Regions from separate parts of the Homo sapiens genome. Here region 2 is linked to region 1. Evidence: read pairs that join two places in POLR2A ChIA-PET (ENCODE). Cell type or tissue: MCF 10A. All regions are shown on one strand.

The links. ChIA-PET counts read pairs that join two places held together with the same protein. Peaks named below come from ENCODE experiments on the same cell type or tissue, not always from the same donor. Only the 100,000 strongest peaks of a DNase experiment are listed, where the experiment ranks them.
Region 2: POLR2A ChIA-PET joins it to region 1 with 5 read pairs; 1 of 35 experiments calls an interaction of 5 or more read pairs at or near these places.

Annotation. Positions count from the first base shown.
Region 1 is chr3:190,305,268-190,307,767 of GRCh38, reverse strand. It overlaps CLDN1 (claudin 1), which reads left to right. Exons shown (of 4, transcript NM_021101.5): 4 at 1-2,061. It also overlaps a transcript of CLDN16 not described here. Among named protein-coding and RNA genes, the nearest start is that of CLDN1, 16 kb to the left of the region's middle. In MCF 10A, no CTCF peak of the experiment used is centred here; DNase peaks (open chromatin) are centred at 1,137 and 2,177.
Region 2 is chr3:190,215,793-190,218,292 of GRCh38, reverse strand. No RefSeq gene overlaps it. Among named protein-coding and RNA genes, the nearest start is that of P3H2-AS1, 96 kb to the right of the region's middle. In MCF 10A, no CTCF peak of the experiment used is centred here; a DNase peak (open chromatin) is centred at 1,042.

The sequences.
Region 1 (2,500 bases):
GCCACAAGACCTAGCCTAATTTACCAAGGATGAATTCTTTCAATTCTTCATGCGTGCCCTTTTCATATACTTATTTTATTTTTTACCATAATCTTATAGCACTTGCATCGTTATTAAGCCCTTATTTGTTTTGTGTTTCATTGGTCTCTATCTCCTGAATCTAACACATTTCATAGCCTACATTTTAGTTTCTAAAGCCAAGAAGAATTTATTACAAATCAGAACTTTGGAGGCAAATCTTTCTGCATGACCAAAGTGATAAATTCCTGTTGACCTTCCCACACAATCCCTGTACTCTGACCCATAGCACTCTTGTTTGCTTTGAAAATATTTGTCCAATTGAGTAGCTGCATGCTGTTCCCCCAGGTGTTGTAACACAACTTTATTGATTGAATTTTTAAGCTACTTATTCATAGTTTTATATCCCCCTAAACTACCTTTTTGTTCCCCATTCCTTAATTGTATTGTTTTCCCAAGTGTAATTATCATGCGTTTTATATCTTCCTAATAAGGTGTGGTCTGTTTGTCTGAACAAAGTGCTAGACTTTCTGGAGTGATAATCTGGTGACAAATATTCTCTCTGTAGCTGTAAGCAAGTCACTTAATCTTTCTACCTCTTTTTTCTATCTGCCAAATTGAGATAATGATACTTAACCAGTTAGAAGAGGTAGTGTGAATATTAATTAGTTTATATTACTCTCATTCTTTGAACATGAACTATGCCTATGTAGTGTCTTTATTTGCTCAGCTGGCTGAGACACTGAAGAAGTCACTGAACAAAACCTACACACGTACCTTCATGTGATTCACTGCCTTCCTCTCTCTACCAGTCTATTTCCACTGAACAAAACCTACACACATACCTTCATGTGGTTCAGTGCCTTCCTCTCTCTACCAGTCTATTTCCACTGAACAAAACCTACGCACATACCTTCATGTGGCTCAGTGCCTTCCTCTCTCTACCAGTCTATTTCCATTCTTTCAGCTGTGTCTGACATGTTTGTGCTCTGTTCCATTTTAACAACTGCTCTTACTTTTCCAGTCTGTACAGAATGCTATTTCACTTGAGCAAGATGATGTAATGGAAAGGGTGTTGGCATTGGTGTCTGGAGACCTGGATTTGAGTCTTGGTGCTATCAATCACCGTCTGTGTTTGAGCAAGGCATTTGGCTGCTGTAAGCTTATTGCTTCATCTGTAAGCGGTGGTTTGTAATTCCTGATCTTCCCACCTCACAGTGATGTTGTGGGGATCCAGTGAGATAGAATACATGTAAGTGTGGTTTTGTAATTTAAAAAGTGCTATACTAAGGGAAAGAATTGAGGAATTAACTGCATACGTTTTGGTGTTGCTTTTCAAATGTTTGAAAACAAAAAAAATGTTAAGAAATGGGTTTCTTGCCTTAACCAGTCTCTCAAGTGATGAGACAGTGAAGTAAAATTGAGTGCACTAAACAAATAAGATTCTGAGGAAGTCTTATCTTCTGCAGTGAGTATGGCCCGATGCTTTCTGTGGCTAAACAGATGTAATGGGAAGAAATAAAAGCCTACGTGTTGGTAAATCCAACAGCAAGGGAGATTTTTGAATCATAATAACTCATAAGGTGCTATCTGTTCAGTGATGCCCTCAGAGCTCTTGCTGTTAGCTGGCAGCTGACGCTGCTAGGATAGTTAGTTTGGAAATGGTACTTCATAATAAACTACACAAGGAAAGTCAGCCACTGTGTCTTATGAGGAATTGGACCTAATAAATTTTAGTGTGCCTTCCAAACCTGAGAATATATGCTTTTGGAAGTTAAAATTTAAATGGCTTTTGCCACATACATAGATCTTCATGATGTGTGAGTGTAATTCCATGTGGATATCAGTTACCAAACATTACAAAAAAATTTTATGGCCCAAAATGACCAACGAAATTGTTACAATAGAATTTATCCAATTTTGATCTTTTTATATTCTTCTACCACACCTGGAAACAGACCAATAGACATTTTGGGGTTTTATAATAGGAATTTGTATAAAGCATTACTCTTTTTCAATAAATTGTTTTTTAATTTAAAAAAAGGATTATTGGCTTGTTTTCTAATCATTTATTGCAAGATTGCCATTCTTGGTAGAGGAGGTGGCTTGGGACAGGATCTGACTCACCATGATCCTGGGAAAGAACTATGATGCCTCTGGCCCATCTATCAAATTTGAGTGGCTCCACCCACTAGAATGCCCTATTTCTCTCAAATTGAGTTCCTCATCAAGGGTGGTAATAGAAGAGGATGCCAGGAGATGTTACTTAATACTTTTTCTCATCTATAAAAAGGGGACATACAATAATAAATGATAAGATATGAAGATATTTTGTGAACTATAAAGCACTGTGCAAACTTAAGTGGCTTTGTTCCTCACAAAGGTGGAAGAGTGAAAGACAGCTGCTGGAAACCCATTATTGTTTCTGTAATGATGATGATCAAAACTACTCCATAAGGATGTGATGGAACTCATTCACTCA
Region 2 (2,500 bases), 89 kb after region 1:
AATGAGAATTACAAAAGACTGTTCAAAGAAATCAGAGAAGATACAAATAGAAAAACATCCTATTCTCATGGATAGGAGGAATCAAGTTCCTTGAAGAACTTGGCAAACTACTTTGTGGAGATTTTATTATATCAGTCCCCTTTGTTCTTGGAAAGAGCAGCAATTTGTCCTTACTGGAGTTGACATTTCTTCTGGCTCTGGTTTTGCTTTCCCCAACCATAGTGATTGCCATGGAATAAATTGTGCCCCACTCGTCAAATTCATATGTTGAAACCCTAATTCCCAATGTGACTGTATTTGGAGATTAAGCTTTTAGGAGTAATTTAGGTTAAGTGAAGTCATAAGGATGGGGCCCTAATATGGTGGGTTTGGTGGCCTTTATAAGAAGAGAACGAACTCTCTATTTCCTTCATGTGAGTACACAATGAGAAGGTGGTAATCTGCAAGCCAGGAAGAGAATCATCACCCGAAATTGATTCTGTTGGACTTCCATCTTGGATTTCTAAACTTCAGAACTATGAGAAAATAAATTTCTAATGTTTAAGTTGCCCAGTCCGTGGTATTAATTATGGTAACTCAAGCTGATGAATAGAGCACCTTCCAGAAACAATAAGAACTCACAACCATGTAACAAACCTGCATATGTTCCCACTGAATCTAAAATACAAAAAAAGACCTCACAAAATACTTATAATAAAAAAACATGATGTCAGATCAAATTTTATGGTAACAGAATAGCAACAGTAGACACAAAGCCAAGGTATCCATTGATTATACCCCACATTGCATCACTGGGAAGCAGCTGGCTTAGCAGGACGAAGGAATGGCCTATTAAATGTTCAGCTAGGGTACTAGCTCTGAAATAACGTCCTGACAGGTTGGGGCATTTTTTCCCCAGGATGTTATATCTATGCTCTGAGCCAAAGTTTAATATATGGTGCTATATCCTCAATACTTAAAATGCACAATTCCAGGTAATAAAACAGGAAGTAGAATTAGCTTGGCCTAACTCACATCTCATGACTCATAGTGACCCAACTGCGGAATTTATGTTTCCCAATAACTGTAACTTCTGGCTTTGATAGATTAAAGAAGGTCCTGGTTCCATGTGGAAAAAAATATTTCACCAATAAGAATTCTATTAAATCTGAAAGTATGATTACCACCTTGTCTTAGTCCATCTGTGTTCCTAGAACAGAATATCTGAGACTATATAATTTGTAAAGAATAAAACTTTATTTTCTCACAGTTCTGGAGGCTGGAAAAATCCAAGATCAAGGTGCCAGCACTTGGTCTTTTGCGTTTTCACATGGCAGAAGGCAGAGGGGCAAACAAGTCAGATAGTGAAATGCTGTGTGAAGCCTCTTTTAAAAGGCCCTTAATCTAATTAATGAGGAAGAAGTTCTCAAGGCTTAATTACCTCTTAAAGGCCTCACCTCTTTTTATATATATATATATTTTTTTTATTATACTTTCGGTTCTAGGGTACGTGTGTACACCTCTTAATACTATTGTATTGACAACGTCAAAATTTTGGAGATGATTAGGTTTCTACATGAATTTTGGAGAGAACAAAAGCATTCAAACCATAACACATCTGGTCACTTTAGGCTTCTCATGCTAGTAGGCTAGCAGGAAAGTTAAAATGGTATGGAAGATACCCTGATTTTCATGAAGAGCTATGATTGCTGTGAAAAGTGAGGAATATATATTTCGTTCCCAAGGGATTCATCACACTGTTTTGTTAGTTACTCTAAGCCTGGGATAATCAAGAAAGGGCAAATGCAGCAACCGTGGCTTTTCAAGGGCAAGACAACTAGGATCTTAAATCCCTCAGGTATAAAGAGATCTGAATTTATTTACCAAACATTACAACTAGGCCTTCTGAAGTAGCAGCTTAGTTTGAGGGTCATCTAGAATAGGCAGTGGAGAGGGAAGATGATGAATACTTACTCCATACTTGGGACCAATTGTTGAAGCAGTGATTGTAGCTGGTTCCACTAACACTTGTGTATTAAATCTTTCACCAGCAATCAAGCTTGGTTACCACCTGGAGGACTTGACGACACATTCGTTTTAATGTAGAATATCAACATGTCTAGTTGTGAAAGGAGTGCTTTATTTCAGGCACTCTTGCAATATGCTTCACATTCTCTTGGCCTGACCTCTGATTTTAGTTATGAGTCCAGTGCATCATTCTGGATGGGATTCAACTCTCTTGTACCTTGATAGTGTCTCACTTCAAACTGATACAAGCTTTTTTTTTTTTTTTTTCCTGTATTAGGGCCTCTTTGATACTGGCAGCATTTTTTTTTTTTTTTTTTGCCTTGTGTATTAGGGCTTTTTTGATACTGGCAGAAGTTCATCTAACATGCATGTGCAGTACTGAGACAATTCTCAACTAGCAGGGGATGGGAACTAATAGATAAGTGAGGACTTCAGAGTGACTGGTTTTTATTGAAGCTTTCTCTATGGCAGTTAGAGGAAATAAATATATAAA